Linked DNA regions of Homo sapiens: region 1 is linked to region 2. Evidence: chromatin loops called from intact Hi-C (ENCODE). Cell type or tissue: heart right ventricle. All regions are shown on one strand. Links, peaks and the distances in the headings refer to the core of each region. The heading gives the core; the rest is flanking DNA. Region 1 overlaps NTRK2 (neurotrophic receptor tyrosine kinase 2). Region 2 overlaps NTRK2 (neurotrophic receptor tyrosine kinase 2).

The links. A loop is a pair of places that touch in the nucleus more often than their neighbours do. Peaks named below come from ENCODE experiments on the same cell type or tissue, not always from the same donor. Only the 100,000 strongest peaks of a DNase experiment are listed, where the experiment ranks them.
Region 1: a loop joins it to region 2, with 3 times the contacts of the local background. A loop is called at or near these places in 2 of 110 quality-filtered maps.

Annotation. Positions count from the first base shown.
Region 1 is chr9:84,877,117-84,888,946 of GRCh38, reverse strand. The region is part of intron 14 of NTRK2 (neurotrophic receptor tyrosine kinase 2); the gene reads right to left. Among named protein-coding and RNA genes, the nearest start is that of NTRK2, 210 kb to the right of the region's middle. In heart right ventricle, for the core only: no CTCF peak of the experiment used is centred there; no DNase peak of the experiment used is centred there.
Region 2 is chr9:84,818,411-84,830,240 of GRCh38, reverse strand. All of the region lies in intron 12 of NTRK2 (neurotrophic receptor tyrosine kinase 2), which reads right to left. LOC124902193 (a long non-coding RNA gene) reads left to right here. Exons shown (of 3, transcript XR_007061632.1): 3 at 2,760-2,876. Among named protein-coding and RNA genes, the nearest start is that of NTRK2, 150 kb to the right of the region's middle. In heart right ventricle, for the core only: no CTCF peak of the experiment used is centred there; a DNase peak (open chromatin) is centred at 6,401; H3K27ac peaks cover 1,326 bases.

The sequences.
Region 1 (11,830 bases), core at 579-8,578, 61 kb before region 2:
ATGAGGCAATTAGCCAAAAATGAAGGCTGGGCTTCCCAGAGACTTAAACTAAAGCAGGTTGTGTGACTTGTGATTTGTCCTGATCATGGACTCAACGCTTTTGCTATTATGGGTTGAAGCAGGTCTCTGGGGTCAGGTGAACTTTATAATATGTTGAGTACTCTAAGCACTGGGTCCAACCTCTTAGGGATTTTTATAGGATTGGTGCCCAGTGCCTGGTTACAAAAAGGTAAAGACAGAAGTCCCTGGGGTGGCTTTGAGGGCAGGGAACCTGGGTTTGAGTCTCTTCTCTGCCACTTTTTTTTTTTTTTTTTTTTTTTTTTTTTTTTTTTTTTGAGATGGAGTGTTGCTCTGTCGCCAGGCTGGAGTGCAGTGGCGCTATCTCGGCTCACTGCAACCTCTGCCTCCCGGGTTCAAGCGATTCTCCTGCCTCAGCCTCCAGAGTAGCTGGGACTACAGGTGCCTGCCACCATGCCCAGCTAATTTTTTTGTGTATTTTTAGTAGAAACGGGGTTTCACCATGTTGGCCAGGATGGTCTCGGTCTCTTGACCTTGTGATCCACCCGCCATGTCCTCCCGAAGTGTTCTCTGCCACTTTCTGCCTGAGCTATGAGTCTGTTATTTAAACTCTTCAAGCATCCCTTTCCTCATCTATAAGAAATTGCCTGAAGGTGGAGTTTAGCTGAGATAACGTATGTGGAAACACTTAGCAGATGGCAAGTCTCAAAAAAAGTTTTCTTTCTCCTTCCCTTTCCAGAACTGGTTAAGTTCTCTCAATGCTCATCTCTAACATCTGAACCCAAGAACCACATTTTTATTCTGCTTTCTTTGTCCTGGCTGGCTTTTTCTTGCATTATTAACTATGTGGAAAAAAAATACGAGGCTGGATTTGTTTTGTTTTCTGTTCCACTCTGTAGTTTATCCAGACGTTGTGTACCTTTAAAAAAAATGGGTTTTGTCATCCCTTGTAACATTTATCTGAATTTTAATCAAATAGGACAGAAAGTAAGATCATGTGTCACTTTTGTCCCCACAACATCAAGAAAATAATCTGCAACCTCAATTAACGTTAACAAATAATCTTTCCTTTAAGGAAAAAAAATGTGGATCCAGCCCTTTTGTAGTTTCCCAGTTTAAGAGATTTTTTCACAGGGGTCCAAGCCAGAAAGCTGAAATCTATGTAACAAAGTCAAGCTGAGAATGGATGCCGCTGGTCCTGCTGGAGATGTCTATCTGCTGTCCCTGGAGGCAGAGATGGTCAAAAAAGGAAACAGCATCTTGGGCCACCCTCTGGACTTGAGCTGATCATTGGGGTATTTGGTCTTGCTGCATGAAGAATCCTTACTACAGCTTAGCATAGTCAAGCAATGATATAAAATCATTTTCTTCTAGAAACTCACATCGTTTTTCTCCGAGGCCTTTAAAGGCATCATAAGTGATGTTAGAGTATATTTTAAAAATTTCTTTGAGAGCAGGAAATCTTCCCCTCCAGGGGGTACTTAATTTCTTGCTAGTCACTAGGAGGTGAGCAGGTCTTAAGGTCTTAGGCTAGGTCCATGCCACAGGGAAGGACAAAAGCTGATGGAAGATAACCGTAAGTTAACCCCCAAAAGATTCCTTGGCCCTGAAAACTGACCTAGAGAAAGTGTCTGGCTTGAGGGGATGAGAAGAAAAGGAGCAACACATTCATACTTGGTTATAAAACACCAGTTTGGGCCTTTGCGAGAACCCCTTACATTTCCTGAAATATTATAAATTATCCTGAAATAAAATGCACGAAGAACTGCCACAAATCATTGATTTCTTTTTTTTCGGATGAACCACATACTTTCCGCCCAAGCAAAACTTATTCTTGGGAACGGAGTCCAAGCCCACGCTGAATCTTATCTTTTGTTCAAACCCCACACTTGTTTTACCCTCAGCGCGTTTAGACAGAAACTGATAGCTAATGCTTTTCATTAAGCCAGTCAAGAAAAACTGCTTACCAGGTTTTACTCCTTCATCAGCCTGACTAATTACACCCATTCACTGCTCCTTTCATACAGAGATTTCAAATTCCAATTCTCAAAGACACACACCACCCAAGAGACATCTGCTTCCTGGCTTGCTCTGTCTCCTTTTACATTACCCAGTGAAAAGTATTTGGTGGCCCAGAAAACACAAGCTAAGCAAAATCTAGAAGCAAGAACTGGTTTTAAGCTGATGAGGGGTCAGCTCAAGGAGAAAGTGTTGACATAAAGGTAACAGGAGATGGTGGGATAAAAAACAGAAAAGAATCTTCTCATGCAATATATTCAAGGAACGGCATTAGGTGAACAGACTCCAGTGGCAGGCCTCAGATACCACTTTGCAGCAACAGAACAGAAAAAGAGAATGTGCCTGTGTCGCTAAGACAAAGACTCATCTGAAACAGTTGGAGGCCCCAGGTTAGATCAGGGGCTTCAGAGAATGGCAGTGGCCCTGAGCTTCGGTGATAATTAAGGCTAGACTTGAACACCCAAGCCTAGGCAGTGCCTGGGTGGCAATTACATTTCTCCAAACCATCAAATGTTGGGCATTAAGGAGGCGAGGTGACCAACAGCTCCAAAAGCTTTCGAAGCTTCTTCCAATGGGATCATGGTCCAAACTAAACTGTTGTCTTCCAGGAAAAAATACAGGAAGACAACATCAACCTCATGAAGAGTTATAACCATTACTTCCTCTTTGGGTGAATTTCTTTGTGTGGCACTGCTTTACCTGAGTCCACAACAAATTCTTCATAGTGGTCTCATTGGTCACATATATTTATACTGGTCACACATTTCATATACCTATGAAAGTATATAGTCTTGACCTAGAGAGTTAGAAATCCCATTTCCCATCTACAGGTGTTCTGTATTCTCTAAAGTTCTCTTTCAGCTAATTCTTTTTTTTTTTCAGACGAAGTCTTGCTCTGTCACCCAGGCTGGAGTGCAGTGGCGCAATCTCAGCTCACTGCAACCTCTGCCTCCCAGGTTCAAGCGATTCTCCTGCCTCAGCCTCCTGAGTAGCTGGGATTACAGGCGCCGCCACCACACCAGGCTAATTTTTGTATTTTTAGTAGAGAGGGGGTTTCACCATGTTGGTCAGGCTGGTCTTGAACTCCTGACCTCGACCTCATAATCCGCCTGCCTCGGCCTCCCAAAGTGCTGAGATTACAGGCGTGAGCCACCAGGCCCAACCAGCTAATTCTTTTGTTGGTGAAAACATGATAGTAACAAAGCACAGAATTCTTCAAGATGTCAGTAGGAAAACCATTTTGAATACTGGGTTCCAATAAGTCTCATAGGAAATAACCCTTCCTTACCTTCTTTTCTTTCAAAGTTGCCCAAACTAACTCTGTTTATTGTTTCAGTCTAAGGGTTTTCCATGTGTTCGACATGATGCTTCTCAGGATTATTAAAAGAAAAAAAAAAGATAACTTCTATTCTGCTACACATTCATTTTATGTGCTCAGTTTATTACCATACAAAGAACACCGGATGCAGTTCCCATTTAAATGGTGTCTTTAATATAAAGACCCGCTGAAATTGTGTTTGTATGATAGCCATTCTTCAAAAAAACACGTAATAGCTGGAGACTATGTTTCAGGGTCTCGATCTCGTGATTTAGCACTTGATTCTTTTAGTGGTTGGTCATTTGAATCTCATTTTCAAGGGATCATCTGAAAACAGGCCTCTGGTCTTTCAGGTTTCTGATTAGTGAAGCCATGCTAAATAACTTCTGATTTACTTAAATCACAGATTGCAGAACTGAGTAGCCTGGAGGGACCTCAGTGATCATCTCTATCCTAGAAAGTTATAAAGTATTAATTAGACCTGGAGACATATTTCAGACTGGCCAATGCCCTACTTCTTTCTACAGCCCTAGGCTAACTAGGGAGCAAAGAGACTGAGTTTTCCATCCGTTTCCTTGCCTCCTGACTATATCCAGTACATATTTTACATGTTCTACTCTTAGTTTAGTGGCTTTTCTTTTATGTTTAATATTGTGAAAAGACACATTGATTCTCAGAAATGCAAATAATAGTGTGGTTGCAAAAAACCCTGGTTGCACTGATACATATTAAATAAAGAAAATATTTAAAATCACTCTTACAGGCACTACACACAGTATAATTAGTGTTCAGCATCTGTGATAAATAGTGCCTGACAAATTGTTCAAGCATCATAAGCACTATGAGAAGACAACAGTTTTATTAAACACAGAAAATTGTATTTTTCCCAGTGGTTGTATTGCAAGATAATGAACTCTACAAGCGGCGGCAGAGATGCAAATTCAATTTTGCACAAGACTCACAAACGTCGTGATATATTATGCCAGTGGAGACACAGCCTTCGTCTAGACAAAATGCAAAAATGTCCTCATGTTCAGTAAATGTGTATAATTAGGAAAATATGAAGAACAGCTAATCGTCGATGTTGCATGCATGTCTGTATCTCCCATCTTCTTTTTTTAAAAAAGTCTAGTTGAAAGTTGAAGGTCACTCTTCTAGGTTGCAAATTTCAGTTTTTCAACTTTCAAAAAAATTGATATTTGTAAAATTAGAAGGTGCCCTAATCAGGCCTCCAAATTTTCTAACTCTTCCTTACATTTTTGTTTTCAACTGAGTTATATGCAAGAGTTTTTATTTATAAGAGCAGGTTATATTATACAAATAAAGCAGACAATGTCTGAGGACCAAAATTGAAGCAGCTCTGATAGTTTTATTAATTTATTTGATTTACTTCTGGTTTCTCTTACCCAATCTTATTTATGTCAAAGTAAGTTGAAGCAGAATTCATTATGTAGTGAAATGCAATTTGAATACTTTTCATTGAAACACGGTGATTCAATCATTTCTCTCCATCTGTCCCATTCTCTTCTTACATTATTTTGTACAGATCAAATCACATAAAATGAAATTCCAAAAGAAACTTTAGAATTTGCAAGGAGGAATAAAATGATCTCCCAATAATTCCTTATACTAAGTACTAAATTATACAACTAACATTCTGATAATTTGACATTATTATAGCATATTTTCTCTTGAGAAAAGTCAACTAGGTTAGTGAACTTGAATTTTGAGAAAACTTTTGATGCAACTCCAGTTTCTAATTATTTTGATACCGAATTATTAGAAGGATTGAGCCTAATCTCACCCACTTTGGGCATTTCTGCATTTTGCTGATTATATAGATTAAAAAAATTGCCAATCCTTTTCAAATAGTTAAGCTTAGGAGTTTTGGCATTTTAGCAACTTTATGAAGTGTTTGTGAAAATATCAATCAGTAGATTCTTCTCATCCGCTATTTGGTGACCCATGTCAGGTGTATTGTTGGTGCACAGAGAATCCTAAACTCATGAATGGATCAAGTTCCATGTTGATTATGCAAAAACAAGAACCATGGCCTCATGGAGACATTGCGCTTGTCATTAGAATGACAAGACTATCCCTTAAATGCCTTTTCAACTCCTGTGCTACTATACCCTCAAAACCACAATCCCTGTGCCCTAAACCCGCATGAGTGAAACAGTTCCATGTTTTAAAACCTAAAAGAATTGTACTGCAACCAGGAAGGGTAACCATGTATCAGCAAAGCTGGGAAGGCTAGGAAAAAAACTTACCAGCAACCAAGGTACAAGCCTGTCCTCAGGGAGCTTGCCACCTCACGTCACCTTACCCAGCTTCATGGTCCTTCTGGATGAGAACCTTCCACAATGGGTCTAACCTGGAACAGTGATCCCCAAACTCTTACATTTATCCTAATCGTCTGGGGACTTTTTAACAATGCAGATTATTTGGCCTCACCTCTAGCCACTCAGATTTGATAGATACCAGTTTGGATGCAGGGATTTGATTCTTAGAAAGTGTTTCTAGCAGGCCAGGTGTGGTGGCTCATGCCTGTAATCCCAGCACTTTGAGAGGCTGAGGCGGGCAGATCACCTGAGGTTAGGAGTTCAAGACCAGCCTGGACAACATGGTGAAACCCCATCTCTACTAAAAACACACAAAAAATTAGCCGGGTGTGGTAGTGCCTGTCTGTAGTCTCAGCTACTCAGGAGGCTAAGGCAGGAAAATCGCTTGAACCCAGGAGGCGGAGGTTTCAGTGAGCCGAGATCGCGAACTCCAGCCTGGGCGACAAGAGCGAAAACTCCGACTCGGAAAAATAAATAAATAAAAGAAAGTATTTCTAGTTATTATAATGCACACATGCGCGCGCGCGCGCACACACACACACACACACACACTAGAACAAAAGAGATGACACAGTGAAAAACACAGGTCCAAGAGCTTTTGCTTGCTGACAACTGCCAACAGCCAAGTGGCTTGCTACCGGACATGGGGTTAAGGATAAATAGATACAGATCTCCTCCAACAGTGGTGTCCTCCAGCTTTCTTGCATATTTGAGAAAAACTAAGCTGAGCAAAGCCACAAATAAAAGACCGCCTGGTAACTTGCTACCATCACCTTCCAAATCACCTTGGCCCTTGGCAGTGGCCAAGGGGTGGCTCTCCATCAAAGATGAAGGACTTGAGACTCTGGCCTGGCCTTTACCATTTGGAATCATACTCTCCCTTGTTGTCAATTTTGAATCTAAACAGTGTTTTATAGTATGGAAAGAAATTTCAGGATTTAAATGACAGGGAAAATGAGAAAGTTGCAGATACCCATCTCATCAGTTAAACTGGCTGCATTTCCAACGTAAACTGCCTCAAATCCATTGTGGGTCAGTGTGTGTGTGTGTGTGTTGGTGGGAGCATGAAAGAAGCCTGGCTTGATGGCTAGACAGAGAGACGGGCACGAATTCAGTGTGTGCATTAAAAGCCGATGCTAGGGTTTGGGTATCTAGGTTCAACTCCTAGCTCTCCTGCCTAGTAGTTGTATGTTCTTGGGCAAGTTGCCTAACTTCTCAGTGCCTTACTGTTTTCCTTCTGTGTGATTAAAGTAACAAGAATACCCACCATATGACTATTGTGTAAATTCAATGAGAGAAATATGTATATTTCCATTAAAACTTCAGCATTAGGCCTTGTGAGAAATTATTCTCTCATAATACAAAACATAAAGCTTTAGCATACCTGAAACCCAAGTTACAAAACCAGACAGGAGAATTCTCAAAACACAAATTACTTAGGAGGTGGGACAGAAAGAGCAAGAGAAAAAGCTTCAAACCCAACACTGAACAGACATGGCAATGGGCATAGCTAATATGCAATTCAAAAGGAAAGATAACCAACCTTTTGCTCCTACCAGAATCATAGGCAAATACTAGAGATGCCTGAAGCTCAATGAAGTAGAGATGTATTTTCTTCCCAAAGCTACAGTAAGATGACAGGCAAAGTAGATAAGATCATCCATTCTTTTGTTCATTCAGTTTACTACCTATTTATTATAAACCTACAATGTCTTGGGCACTGTTCTAGGAGCCGGAGATGCCAAAGCACTTGTTTGTTCGTTGAACAGACTATGATTCAGAACTTACAAAATTGCCAATAAGTATTTATTTCCATCTGCAATTTTTTATATCAGTCATTGACTACTGCCACTGAATTCCTGGTGAGACGTGACTTCCTGATTACACGTTCATCATCCAACAGAGACATACGACATATACCCTAAGCCTAATCTGAACTTTCATTCCTACCCTTGTTGTCCCCTCCCCATCCTGGAGTTTTATTGTTAAAGGTCCCAGACAGTCTTATTAGTCAGAGATTTGTTTTATCTCCTCTCATTGGGAAAATTTTCCATACTGGCAAATATTTCGAGATTCATGCAGAAACATACATAACCCCCACCCCAGGGAAAGCAAAGGACTCATCAAATTCTCTGTTTGGAAATATTTCAGCCCCTTTTCTCTGAAGTCACATTCTAATTAGTTTCTCCAAACCACTCTCTGGCTGCATCTCCACCCCAAAGGGCTGGCCATGCTCTGCAGCTTTGTAGCTGATAATGCATAGAGGTTCAGCGGGCTTGGAACACTCTAGTAAACAATATTTTGAATGTATTTTATTACTTGTCACAATGGACTTTGAACTACATTTGAATAATTCATACTCCAAACTATGGTTTTTTCAAAGTTATCAAGATAATTAAGAGAATAAACATTGAGTCAGAAAATAATTATTCATTTTGGCTAACCTTGCCGTTCTAACTCATCTGCACTTACCAAGCCCAGTAAAGAAGTGCTGTATGATGTTTTTAAAGAACATGTGTTACTCTCTCCATTAAAAGACTTATATGAGATATTGGTCAACATGTGTGTCTGTCACAAAGTGCTCAAGAATATCAGCTCCTTGATATCTCCTGACTTTATGAAGCACGTAGATGCAGGCTTGGAAGAATGCCACGTATGAATGCCAACTCTTGTTTTTAAAACGGCTCTCTAAAGCATAAAGATCTATAGAAATTTTGACTCCATTCAATTAGCCAGTTTGGAAACATGGACCTTTGAATGGAAAATGAAGGAACGAGTTGTAGAAGGTGAGCCAGAGGAGTACTTGTCTGTCCTCTGCGATGCTCATAAGATTCGCATCAAGGCTGGTTCCCCATAGGATGCTGAAAAGAAGGCTTTACTAGACACTGTGTTCCCTTGGCCTCCTTGTACAGGGTGACCCTGCCCAGGAGCTGTGGGTTCTCACTCCTCCCAGCATTGCCTACAGAAACTCAGCAAATATATGCACCTCAACATGCTCCCAAACACAGTTGGCACACTTTGAATTCTTTTCTTGGATATCAAGTTCACCTAGGAAATCAGATATGCTAATCTCCGAGGAGTGAACCCACTCAAGAAAGAGTCTGAGATCTATGGTATAGCTTGCTTTTTCTAGGATTTTCTGAACTAAAACTAAAAATGTAAACTTTTCAGAGAGGGCTTGGCAAAAGAAAAAGTGGAATTTTACATAATTTTAATTGGCAAAAAAATAAAAATAACGGCTTTATATTCATGATCATTTAATATTTCTTAAAGACACTACTGAGAGAGAAAACATCACAGGCCAGTGAGCCTATATCAATCATTGTACCATAGATGGCCTGGGCTCTGCCCACTGGCAGGTTCCTCCTTTATCAGTAAGTTCAGCACCCACCATGTGGACACTCCTCACCCTTCAGATCCAAAGGTTAATACACCCCAGCATACTTGATCACCCACATGAAAGGGGCAATGCCAACACTACAATTCCTCTTGCTGAGTTAGAAAATTGCTGGGTATTAATTTGGAAAGGATGAGCAGCACTGGGCTAGAAAGAGTCCTCACTTCCAGGACATCCACCTGGGCTTCAATAACAACCCCTTGTTCAGGATGGAATTTGCATTTTCCTTTTCCTCCTAACTTTTCTGAGCCTCACTTTTCCCATCTGTAAAACAGAGTAATATCTATACTGCAGCAATTATTAAGATTTTTTTAATGTGAAAATACAATCCATGGGGCCTGGCCCATAAAAAGCATTAGGTAGAAATTATATAAAAATAGAGAATGCAAATATTACAAAAAGAGCGCATGGCATTAAGAAACTGGCTGAGTGAAAATGGAATATTTTAAATCTCAAATACTGTATCTTCAGCTTAGCAAATGTATCATACACCTCCAAATGTGGGGGACAAAAGCAATATAGGTTTTTTAAAGAATTTCCCTTATTTTTTAAAAATTTTATCCATTTTTCCCCTAGATTATTTCTCAGACTTACTGAGAAAGTCCCCTGATCCTCCCTCCTGTCCTTTTCCAAAGAATCTATCTCTCTTTGTCTCTGTCTCTGCCTCACTCTCCGTCTCTCTCTCACTCTCTCTCTGTCTCTCTCTCTCTCTCTCTTTGGCAGCCTCATTCATTTCCTCACTCTGGAGAGTCACATACAACAAATAAAAATTTTAAAAATGTAGTGAGAAGATGAGCATGCACTTATCTGCTATTTCAGTAGATAGCACAGGATGGTTACTGCTGGAGATGCTGAGGCTGGCTGAACAAAAGGGAGACAGGGGACTGCATCTCCAAGGGAAGACGAGGCAGTGAGGAAGGACAATTAGGCCAGGAACTCAGGAAGTATCCGAAGACTGACAGACAATCCACTGAGAAGTTTATGTACACATAACAGCTTTGCAAAGGCCAGAGGTTTACACAAGATCCAGGCCAGAAGGAGCCCTGAGGCCAAGGTCAAGGCTAAAGGGAGTGAGATTCTTGCTTTGTGCACACAATTAAGGAAATGCTAAAAATCCAGTTATTGAGATAAATTATATTAAGTGTAATGCAATAGTTCTTGATAAAATTGAATGCAAATATTTGCGCTTAAAAAATATCAGAATTTTTTTTTTTTTTTTTTAGACATAGTCTCTTTCTGTCGCCAGGCTGGAGTGCAGTGGCATGATCTCGGCTCACTGCAACCCCCGCCTCCTGGGTTCAAGCGATTCTCCTGCCTCAGCCTCCCAAGTAGCTGGGACTACTGGCATGAGCCACCATGCCCAGCTAATTTTTGTATTTTTAGTAGAGATGGGGTTTCACCATGTTGGCCAGGAGGGTCTTGATCTCTTGACTTCGTGATCTGCCCACCTCAGCCTCCCAAAGTGCTGGGATTACAGACGCGAGCCACCATGCCCAGCCAAAAATATCAGAATTTTAAGGAAAGACAGGATCTGACCCTGAACTTGTAGGACTAAGCTCACTCACCTTACACTCATCCCAGCCCTCCTGGGATTATGCTGGCTTTATTTAAAATTTTGATATTTTCTTCATAGATCTTTTGCATTCTTTTTTATCTTTTAAAATGTTGCATGAGTATATTATTTATCTTGAGTACTGACACTTCTGGTGTCACTTTAAATTCTGTGCCTTAAGCAAGTGACATTCTTGCCTCACCCTAGTGCTGGCCTACCTGAGTGAAGGAGTTGCTTCGAGAAAACCCAGAGAGGCTATGTGGGGGCAACTGGGGAACCAATGCGGACAACTTCTAGAGCTCTGTTCGTGGTGCCTTGAGGAATCCCAATGTTGAATTATATTCTCAAGTCTATGTAAGAAAAAGTATTAGCAGGTGACGAAAGTAGGCAACAGAGACCACATATATGACAGTCTTGTCTTTATTGGTATATGCGTTTGGCTCTGAATGATCAACTACATCACAAATTCCAGTACAAAAGATCTCATTTTCGGACAGATCATATAGATAAAGAATTCCAAGCTCCATTGGTCACTCATACATACACGTGGGCAAGCCCTGGAGTTTCTGAACATAGGAAGAGAATGCAAGTCATGTGTTAGGTCCGCTCCCTTGCATGAAATGTGGGAGAGGGAAATAAAGTTAGGCAACATTTAGCAATCAACAGAACCCCTTCCCTATCCTACCGCAGCCCAACATGGTGCAGCAGCAGCAGGCTGAATGGTTGAGACCAGTGCAATGAGGTGGCAGGAAGTGCCCTGGTAGGAGGGGGGTCCTTGGCCACATGGGGAGCTTACAGAGAGAATCACAGTAATACACAGATGTAGTGCCCATTAGCCAGCAGGGTTTCCTTGAGGAACATCTATCCATACCCACCCACTCAAAGTCCCCTCTCTCCAAAAGTAAATAGATGGCATGGGGACCATATGAACTAATCCCCCAACCCAGCAACCCTTCACATAGCTCCGCCCTCACACCAAAGTTCTTCCTCATACTGAGACAAGTGGAGGCACAAAGGCCCTCAATGACATGAATCCTCAAAGAGAACTAAAGAGGACACTGAGATGTTAACGCCAAGAACTATGCCGATGAATCAGCCATTAGACTCAAATCTGGCTAAGATCCACTTTACTTAAAAACTCAGGATGTAATATGTAGGAAGTGGCAGAGCATATACACAATCCG
Region 2 (11,830 bases), core at 2,626-10,625:
CTAGGGTGTGTGAAAGGCATCATGGGAGGGCCTGAGAAAGGTGGGAAGAAGCATGAAGCATGTCTTGACCTGCTGTCGTTGCCAGAGCCACTGTGAGGCTTCCATACTTAGCATAAGTCTACATGAATGCCAACATGTCTTAAATCTAACTTTCAACCAGCGAGATGATAGGTGATAGATGTCCACCATAGGATGATTTGGAGAGAAGGGGGTGTTCCCTAAACTGCTCCTACTCTGGTGCAGTAATACCCACAGGGAAGCTTTGCCCCAGATGTTTTTGATGGTTTATTCCCAAGAATTACTAGTGTTTTTCCCTCATTGATGAATGAGTAACAAAACACTCTCAAATGCAGTAAGAGGAAAGAAAATCTTTGCTATCCCTTGTGGAAAGGCAGCAGCAGTCCAGGAGTTCTCAATACAAAAGAAAAAGATGGGGTTTAGTGCAGAGGATTAAATGACCCCATCCATCAAGAACAAAAAGTGAGCATCATAAATCCCTGAACAATCCCAGAAGGCATCTGATGGACCCCCGCCATCCATCTTGGCATGTCGGCGAGGAGCAGGTGGGATTCTCTCACTGTGTCCTCTCCCGGGTGGTGCAGAGTCCAACAACGGCCCAGCATGCAAACAGGCGGAACATCGCCCCTTAAGAGGCCAACAGACAGAACACTCAACACACCAGATCCTGAGAAGGCCTGGAGAGCACAATGATTGATTTGGCTATTTCGTTTAGAGAAACAAAGCCATTCTAAGCTGTTGTGTAGCATTCATTAGGGCAGAAACCAAATCTAGGAGTCCATAGAGTGAACCTGCCCTCAGATGTGCTTTGTTTGACTATTACCTGCTTAAAAAAGAACAAAAAACAAACAAACAAACAAACAAAATTCATATGACCTGAAGACATTTTAAAATTAGAAAATTTCATGTGAAAATTGATCTCTGGGCCAGGCGCTGTGGCTTGCACCTGTAATCCCAGCATTTTGGGAGGCCAAGGCAGGCGGATCACTTGAGGTCAGGAGTTCAAGACCAGCCTGGACAATATGGCGAAACCCCATCTCTACTAAAAATGCAAAAATTAGCCAGGTGTGGTGGCACCCGCCTGTAATCCCAGCTACTGGAGAGGCTGAGGCATGAGAATTGCTTAAACCTGGGAGGCAGATGTTGCAGTGAACTGAGATCGTGCCACTGCACTCCAGCCTGGGTGACAAGAGTAAGACCCCATCTCAAAACAAACAAACAAACAACAAAAAAAAAACACCATAGATTTCTGGCTTCTTTAAAAAAAAAACAAAACAAACAATCCTGTACAAGGGTCCACATTTGTCAGTAAACACTAACAAGCTACTATCTTCAGAGAAGGCATGTAGCATTCCATTTGACACAGTCCCCAGGAGCCTACTGCACTAATTTATATATTTGCCTGCCCCTTTAATCGGCTTTGACTTTTCAATCCATGAATCACACATCACACAAGGAAATATAATAACTAAATATTTCACTTTCTCCAGCTTGTAGGAAGGATTTACAGACATTTTCTTTCTTCCCTTTCTTTGAACTTTACTGCCAAAAATAATCAACCAATAAAATTTTAATCTTTTAAAAGAAACAAAAATCATATTTAGTTAGACACACTTGGCATACAATTTCACCTTTGTTGTGTTGTTGTACTAATGAGGCCATCTGAGTTCTCTTTGGAATGAATACAATAATTCATCTGGGGGTAGGGGGAGAGAATGAAAGGTAGGAGGTTTGTCTTGTTCTCTAGAAAGTATTCACCTGAATCCTGAATCTCCCTAAAGACAAGCAGAATTAGGGAGAAGAAGCATATCTATGGAAATGCAAAATTTCCCTGTCATAAAAATAAATTCTAAAAGATAAATTTTCAGCTTCAACATATAATGAAGTTATAGCTCTTTGACAAATGATGTTCTGCGTTGTCATGGCAACTGGGCCTGTTAGAGGTGTGCACAAAGAGGCCTGCCCATAAATCAGTATGTTTTAGGAAGGGGTTAAAACAAACATCTCTAGACTTTTCCCCAGATGTAATGCCAAAAATGTAATTATAGACATTTGTATCAGTCTGCCATAAAGAATGACAGCTCCGATTCTGCAAAATGTTAATTAAAAAGTCTATTAAATCCATGTCCCTCTGAGAGAAATTAATATCACACCTAAGGTTGGGAGTCAATGCAACTCAATGGGTATGAAAATTGGAAGGGCAAGTTTCAAAAGAAAGGCTTAAAAGCAGCTCTAATCTATAAGCTGTTTAGTTAAGGGTTTGGACTAGATTCCAATTCTCAAGAGAAGAAATGTTGAGGGAAAAATGGGCAATGCTCAGAGCCTTTCTGGAAGCTTGAGAGAACACGAAACTGTAATCAAAGATATGGGGCTTAGGTTTGCAAGGGAGAAACTGATAGACTGAGGTTAGCTCAGCTGAAAACGCAGAGGTGAAGCACCTAGGAATCGTTAAATCCAGGAGGACATAGACAACAAGCAGTAAGCATTGGCAGCTTGCAATGAAGTCAGGAAAAATGAGAATTAGCGTAAAATCAGACATTTGAAAAATGTTTCTTAAGGCAAAAGTCATGAGATTCCACCCCAAGGGTTACAGATTGGCAGCCTACAGGCCAGGCCCAATTGAGTCAAAAGACAAGTTTTGTCTGGCCTGCACAGTGTTCTTTAAAAATGTACATTGTTTGCCAACATTTAAAAATCAGGAGATTTCACATAACCTCTGGCTTCTTCTCTTTAAAAAGCAGATGATTTGGCAGCAAAAAGCCCTAGATTCCCACGTGGCACCCAGAGCTGGAGTTGCGCTCAGAGAACATAAGCTCCCTGAAGACAGTACTTTGCTTTTCTCACCCTGTGGCCCCAGCACTTGGCACAGTCCAAGGCAAGGAGAAGGGTTAAATGCATGGTTGAATGAACGAGTGAGTATCAGCTGCCCTGTTTAAATAAGACACACACTCTCCAAGGGGCTGCCCCTCTCTCCTCCCTTTAACTGTTACTTGCCTGGCCCCACCTTGCTCTGTGCTGTAAGTTTTTTTCTTTAGTTAAGACACCTCACATTGCCTCTTGATATTAGTTCCCCATAGAATTCACTCTGATGACCACCTATGTGGACCATTGAAGTGAATGATAATGTAATGATATTCTTTAAGGATTATAAACACTAGTCTAAAATAGGAGCTTCCTTTAAAGTCTGGCATCACCATCATCATCATTCACCCTGCAGGCAGCACAGTGCATAAGAGGACCTGCCAAACCCCCTTCTTTCGCTTGGAACAAAGCAAATACTTCTGATAGGCTTCAGATCTGAACACCTGTTTATTCATTCAACAAACACAAAACTCCTTCAAAGTGTTTTTATGACTAAAAGCCATATGATATGTCTCTTTCACCTTGATGTCCAGAGATTTAAATTTTTATTAAATGAATGAATGAGTGGTGGTAATAGCTATAGACAATAACTATATTGTGAATCTACTAAGTACTAGATACATGCATTGTTAACTTATTCTCACAATCTACGTGGTGGAAATGAGTATCCCCCTTTTACAGAAAAGGAAAAACTGAGATTTAGTGAGGTTAGGGGATACGTCCACATCATGGGCCAAACAGGGATTGGAACTCAGATCTTCTTGGCATCTACATCCTGTACCTTCCATTGTGCTATCAACCTCTCAGTTCAACTCTGTTCTCCAGGTAGTGGGTTACATGGTGGCCTGTAAAAAAAGATATGTCCAATCCTGAGCCCTGAAACCTGTGACAGTGATCTTACTTGGAAATAAGGGCCTTTGCAAATGTTATTAAAAATTACTAAGATGAGATTATCGTGGATTTAGGGTAGGCTTTAAATCTAATGAGAATTTCTATAAGAGGAAGAGAGGACACAGAGACTCAGGGAGAAGGCGAGCTGAAGGCAGCTGCAGTGACTGGAGTGATACAGCTACAAGCCAAAGGATGCCGATAATTGCCCCTGGAAACTAAGAGAGACCCTCAGGTCCTCCAAAAGGAACCAACCCTGTCAACACCTCACTTTCAAACTTCCAGACTCCACAATGATGAGAATAAATTTCTGTTGTTGTAAACCATCACGTTTGTGGTAACTTGTTATGGCAGCCCCTGGTTCACATCCTGAAGAAGTTCCCCAGAGATCTTTGCTTCTGCTGTCCATGGCGGGTGGGGGGTGGAATTTAGTTTCATTCAGAATCCTAAAGCTTTACTGATCTTCCGTGCCTCAGAAGCTCCCTATTTCTGATTCAGCCTTTCAGCTATGAGGTCCCACATAGCTTTACTCAGAAACATTCACACATCTCAACAAAAGTGAACTCAACTGAGAATCACATCTTTTTCATCTGTTTCTTTGAAAGCCCAGTAGCACCTTTGACAGGAGTGGCATGTGGTCTAATGCTTTGGAGCAATCCAGTTTAATGCAGCAACAGCAGACCCAAGCTCCTCTCACCAGATGAACACTATGGCACAATTATTAATATGGGGGTATAGGAAAGAAGGTGCCACTCTGTGTGCAGAATTCTGTGCCAGCTTCTAGGAGGGTGGGAAGATAGGTAACAATCATGATAATCATTGTTATGGTCATTGCTTCTGTTACTGCATGCCATGCTGTCTGAATGACTTGCCAGACTTTTTTTCCACTTAAATCTCCTAGTCACCCCACCCTTGTTTTAATGAGGACAAATCTAAGACTTGGAGAGTTAAGTGCCAAGTTCAAGGTCACCCAATCAATAAGTTGAGGGTGGTGGGAGGAAGAGGGTCAAACCAAGTGGAGTAGGCAGCTTAAGGAAGTGGACCAGAGGTGGTGGGTGGGGAAGCATGGCTGGAGTGACAATGTCCTGAACTTGGGATGCTCTTTTGAGAAGCTTGGACTTAATCTACTCAGCTGCGCAAGTTGCCTAAGGCTCAAGCCTGCATCTTGGGAAGATAATGTGGGGCTCAGGGGGTGGAAGCATGGTGAGAAGGGGAGAGAGAAGACCAGCTTGGCCCTCTCAATTACAAAGGGCCTGGAGGATGGTAGACAGGGTGGGGGTACACAAAATGGACAGGTTTGAAAGATTTGGGTGAGGAAGACTTGGCTTGATTTTGGAACCACATTCAAGAGCCCAGGGAGAGGAAAGCTGTCCTGGGTAATCCAGGAGTTGGAAGGATGAGCAAATTGTCCACTACAGCAGAAGGCACGGGGCAGGTGTGTCTGGGAACACGTGATGAACTCAGTTAAAAAAAAAAAAAAACTGATCTTTTTGCCTCTGGAACCCACAAAATCCAGAGGTGTTTGGTTAGCAGATGGTGCTGTAGCTTCTGTCTTCTCTCCTCAGATCTGATAGATTTCCTTCAAGGGAAATTGGTTGGATTTTAGAGGGTGTATCTCCAAATTAAAACCATGAATAGCTTTAAGCTCTCCAAAGGAAACAGCCTACATACTGTGGCACTGTGATGCAAGATGTAGAAGCTGCTGGCCTATTTCCCCAAAAGGTCCACCTTTCCAGCAGCGGACAAGTGTGTCTCATAGGCCCAGAACTCACCAGGACACAGAGCACCCAGAAACACTGTCTGCATCTCAGGGAAGAAATTGCCAAACTTAGCAAGAAAAATTTAGAACTGAGAGCTGCCTCAGCCTCTCTTGGGAGCCCATTTAGGGCTGCCTACAGGGTTGGGGGCTCCAGAGCCCCTTTCTTGCTCCTGTTGGGCTGCCCCACCTCTGAATAGCCATGCCACCCTCTCTCCATGCATTACTAGAGGAAAAGAAGAGCTAGTAGCCCAGGGCCAACATACCAATTTGCCAGGGTCTAAGATGATCTGAATTCTGCATGCTGATCTCAGTAAGAAGCAGGTGGAAAGGGTGCCAACAAGCACTGGCCACAGAGTCAAAAGATCAGTTTCTGAATTCTGGCTCAGCCTGTCGACTAGGGAGAGCCACAGATTGCTGGTGGTGGGTCGTGAGGGTTCTCTCAGAACCACTGTTACTGCCATTGTGTGCCCTGCAGTGCCAACAGCCAGCACCTGTGTCACTTTTCTGGAGGCCTTCCCTTGAGCTATTGGAGCCCATTTTTGCCTGTTGCAACCTGCAGCTAATGACTGACAGGTGTACACATATGAAAGCCCAGCTCCCTAAGCTCAGGGTGGGACAACTCTGAAGGGCAACTTAAACCACTGAAACTAAATGGCTGAAACCACCTCCACAAGGCTTTGGCTCAAATCATACTCCTGCTTAGCTCCTCCCCCACTGTCCTGCTTCCCCATACCGGTCCCAGGCACACCCTTAATAAATTACTTGCACATGAATCCTCATCTCAGCATCTGTTTCCAGGAAGCCTGACTTAAGACAAGTATCTACTCAGGGCTGTTGTAAAGGAACCACGTCTGAAAGCCACGAGCAGAATGTCCAGCCAGAAAGTCACAAACGGCAACATTTGGCATCAACACTTGTTATGTTTGGCTCATAGAGACCTTAAAAAATGTGAAGGGTCTTGCCAACATTTAAAAACTAGAAAATTTCACATAAAAACCCGGATCTCCCCTTGTCTTAAAAAAATCAGAAGATTTGGGTACGCTAGGCTTTCATTCCTGCACGCCAACATGGGCTGGGCTAGGGGCAGCCCTATCCTGTGCATGGGGCATTCTCCTCCACCCCAGCTACTGACGCCCAGGACTGTCCCAACCTGTAGTCATTTGAATCAGGAACCTATGGTCTACCACATAGAAAGTACTCAATAAAGTTGGTTGCATCTGAATAAGGTCTCATTTTCCTTGAAAACAATTCAATGCAAGGGCTGCTGAAGTCCAGGAGTGAGTAATTGTGTAAGAGGATGCATCGCTCTGTACCACTCCGACTTGGTCCTCATGCCTGGCAAGGCATTGATGTACACTTCCATAAACACTCTTCTGAAAGAATATGAATCAATAACAAGAGCTGTCATGATAGGAAATTTGTTTGATGGGGAACACAAAATGAAATGAAATAAAAATCACTCGTGGTTTTAGTATGTAGGCGAGAAAAACAAAAACAGGTCTTAGTTTCAGATGTTGTTTTATGTTGCCATAAATAAAAGGGTAGCTACAGCTCAAAAATTACATTTTTTAAACATTTCAAAATGTTGACTTGCCCAGCCTGGGTACTTTTAAAAAAAAAAAATGATTGTAGTAGAAGCCCTTTTAACCAATGAAACTGACAGTAGGTCATTTAAGGAAGTGGAGTTTCCGAAAGCACTCAACCCAGATGTTCAGCCAGGAGTGTCCAGGGTGTAGGTTGGTCATTGTGTTTTACAGAGAGATGGCAAGCAGCAATTAATGAGCATATCTGTTAAGTGGAGCTCAGATAAGACAGTGTCTACTGTTGAGAATGCACCTCGTAGACCTTCAAGGACAGGGAACATAGTTGACCAAGGGTACCAAATGCTGAACTCAGGAATTTATCGCCTCATTTGCACAGAGGCCAAGCTCCAGAGCCAATGAGTGAGAGTGGTGGAAATATAAAGGCAGAACCCTCCTGGGAGACAAGGAAGTCTTCTGATGGCTGATTTGGCTCAAATACTCCCCAGCAGCCTCGCCAGTAACTCCCTAGAGTGAACGGCAGTCGAGGGTGCTTGACCTAAGCCTCCATCCCTCTCTTATTCACCCACAGTCCTGCTTGCATTGCAGTCTGATGCTCTTACAGATCCTTGCTCTCGGATTCCCTTCCCAGTTTCTCTCACCCAAGAGTTTCTCAGGATAAAAATCTTTGCAGCTTTAATTCCATCTTGGTGTCTGCTTCTGAGAGGACACATTCTGCACTGCAAAATTCCTATTGCCCACATTTGGTAAAATCTATCTACTCTACCCAATAAATGAAGGCTCCTAATTTCTTCATATTCCCATGAATCGAAAGGAAAAAGCACTTACAAAGGAAACCTAAGATGAGTGGGCTTTGAGGAATTGAGTATAGAAGTAAGAAAGTGAAAAAGAAAAAGAAGAAGGCTTCAGTGGGGGAGGAGTGTCAAGGGAAAAGAAGGTGACAACTTCTTTGTTTTTCCTCCACTTGGACAATTTTCTAAGAATATGGGCATGGAGACCCCCTGAAATAGCCTATTCACACCACTAGAAAAAGACTCTCTGATACTTTATGCATTACCTATCTTGCTCCAGAATTCCAAATGCTAAATTGCAATTTGGAGATGAAATGTATCATCCCTTAGAGGACTGCTGGCCAAGAAGTCCTTTATGGTGAAAATGACAAACACAGGTTGTCACTCTCTGTATCCCAAACCTCAACATTTCTAGATTTTCATTTTGTTGAAAGGCAGAAAAAGGGAAGTAAATGGGCTTATGAAATATGTAAAATGCACCTCATAACCAAGAAAAGAAAGAACACAGCAATTTACACACATTCTCTCTTCTCTCTCTCTCTCTCTCTCTCTCTCTCTCTCTCTCTACTTCTCTCCCTCTCTGCTAAGAGGGTTAATATTATAAGGAAACCTTCAGGCTGGTTATTTTATAATTCACAGCAAAATAAAAAAAGGAGACAAAATCAGCAGCATCATTTATAAACCCTGGAAAATGGAAGTTTCCAAGCTGTCATAAATAAGGATGGAAGCATTTGCCAAGTCAGAAATTTTGCCAAGTTTGAAATCCACTCAATCCTTACATCTTGGAGCTCAGAACGGAACACCAACCTTTTGGGATTTGTAATTATTTCTTCTCAGCAAAACTTCTTGCTATTTATAAGGAAGTAAAAACAAAGAGCAAAAAATACAACATGGAAAGTTTTTTAAGAAGAGCTGGGAGTGTTACAGCACAGTAAGCACTGAGGAGGTGATAATGGTAAATGGTGTATGTACTGGGATTACATTCCCATTTGATCAAATAGAACTGAAAATACATGGTATTCCTATTCCATAGGGGTGTGTGTGTGTGTGTGTGTGTGTGTAAATTCTTGTGCCCTTTCCTTGCTCTCTCTCTCTCGCACACACACATAAACATGCAAGCTAAGTACATTCCGCCCAACCAATTTGAAAATTTTAAAGTGTGAAAATTAAAGAAAAGACAAAGCATATTTATGGTGTTTGTCTTGAGTAAAAAGAGAACTGAAAGAAAAGAGAAGAAAATGATTTTTTTAAAAAAAGATAAAAGAGAAATAAAAAAAAGAAAACAGGTTACAAGGGCAGGGATACTTCATGCATTTACACCAAGTCAAGAAGAATTACAGCCACCAAAATGAAGAGCAGAGATCTTATGGCTAGCTCAGAACTTGCAGCCTAGAGACACCCAAGAGACAAAGGAAAATCATTGGCCTCAGAGAAACAATGCCAGAAGCAGAGATTTTATAGGCAGACAAATCTGATGTGTGTGCCCTTGGAAAAGTCATTTAACTTTTTAAGCCATTGTTCTCTTATTATGGGCAGTGATAGTATCAATATTATACACATTACCATTAGGCCATAGCCCATAAGGCCAAAGATGGAGTTGCTTGGTTTGTGGAGGTACCTCCCAGCACCTAGCTCACTGGCCGACATACACACTTGATCCTTGAACAACGCAGGTTGGAACTGCTTAGGTCCGCTTATACACAAATTTTTTTCAATGAATATATTCGAAATTTTTAGGAGATTTGAAACAATTTGAAAAAATTAACAGATGAACCTTGTAACATAGAAATATTGAAAAAATTAACGAAAAGTTAAATATGTCATGAATGCGTAAAATACATGTAGATACTAGTCTATGTATTAACCAACTGTTCACGGAATTAGTAAGACTTCTGGTCAAAAGTAAGCTATTGGCTGGGCACGGTGGCTCACACCTGTAATTCCAACACTTTGGGAGGCCGAGGCAGGCAAATCACTCGAGGTCGGGAGTTCAAGATCAGCCTGGCCAACATGGTGAAACCCGATCTCTCTTACAAATACAAAAATTAGCTAGGCGTGGTGGTGCACGCCTGTAGTCCCAGCTACTAGGGAGGCTGAGGCAGGAGAATCACTTGAACCTGGGATGCGGAGGTTGCAATGAGCAGAGATCGCACCACTGCACTCCAGCCTGAGCAACAGAGCAAGACGCTGTCACCAAAAAAAAAAAAAAAAAGAAAGAAAGAAAGAAAAAAAGTAAGCTATTAGTAGTTAAGTTTTGGGGCAGTCAAAAATTATACTCATATTTTCAAATGTGCAGGGGATTGGTGCCCTTAACCCCCACATTGTTAAAGGGTCAACTATAATTGACACTTAATAAATATTTACTGGAGTTGGAAGAGATTTGATGGAAGATAAAATGAGATCATACATTAAAGAATATAACATATGTCTCAGGGTTTTGTCAAGGAAAAATAACTCACCCCATATGGTTCAAATGAAGAGATATATTGTAGGGCCACACAGAGAGATGCGGGCGGGGTAAAGAAACAAACAGGAAATAGGCACTCAGGAACTGACAACAGTGGGAAGCCCTTACCAACTCCAGGGATCAGGAAGGGAAAATAGCTTTGCTGGATCCCAGACAGAGCTGGAGCCACAGAGAAGGCGCCATTCTGCAGGACTCCAGATAGGGAGGGCTGAGCCTGTTTAAGGCTGGCGCCTCCACAGGGGGAACACAACAGACATACCCTGAACGCCTCCTCTGCCTGAGACCTGCCAGTGCACCCCATGGGTCAGACACCCTGAGAAGCCAGCAGGAGACCTGCATGTAATTAGACGTGGCATTCAATTCAACAGCGTTGAGTGAAGCGTGATGGAGAGGTAATCAATCAACCTCCCCAAGACCCAGGAGCCTGGAGTAAACGCAAAGAGGAAAATCTGCCTTGAGAGCAGTCTTTGAAAAGCCTGGAAGCACCCTCAGAGGCTGTGTCCTAGTTCAGGTGACAAACCTAGAACTCTCCACAGGTAAGGTAAAACAGTGCTGGCGACTCTGTACTTCCTACCCCGACTCAAGGGGCTTGAGGTGAAATTGCATGAATTTACTTGAGGCTGAATTAAAATCCTTAAAGCAAACAGCCGTGGCCTATGTTTCTATATAATAATTCAGCAAGACTGATTACAGCATGATGATAATTTTTAAAAAGAGATGGAAGCGTGGTTAATAAACACAAAAGAGGTTTCTCCTTTCCTTCTTGGCAACAGGATAAACATTTCTAAAAGAGAGAGGGAGGGAACTTACTGTTCATTAATTTATGGTCAGGCAGAGATTTTAACTCAGTAAACACAGGCTCCAGGGTCTTGTAGCGTGTGAGATGGGGCTTGACCAAATGACTGGAAAATTAGCATGTGCCCTCAGCAGTCTCTCTCAATCACTGGCTGCCAGACGGGACATTCGAGGACAGGCACATTGAAGTGACCAAGCAGCTCCGACGCTGCTCTGCCTGTGGGTGTTCGAAAGGCAAGGAACAGCGCAGGCATTTTTCACCACCTTGTTCTGATGTCTGGATTCTGTTCATGGAGATGGCAGGACGTGTCCTCCACACCCCTTCCCACCAGGCCCTTTCCACTCGCAAGGTTTCCCTCAAGTTCACTCACCAGAGAGTAGGGACTACTCCAAAAGAATGGGAAGTACTAAAGTTCAAGAGTGATGAGAAAATTCACCTGAAGGCAATAAAAAACAGCAAATCCATCTTCAGTTATAACGGACAAAGCAAACGTGCTCTGGGGTTAACTAATTAGCGCTGAATTACAGACTTGATGCAACTTCTCTTTTTCACAAGGTGAAATTTAAAATGTATGTGCCAATTTCACTACTGTGCCACATACTTGCAAGTCAAGATCTGAAAAGGATTTGTTCATGGCACAAATACCTGAAGACTTGCTGGGATCAAGGGGTGCCTCTCCAGTGACTTCAGTTAACTTTAGAATTCTAC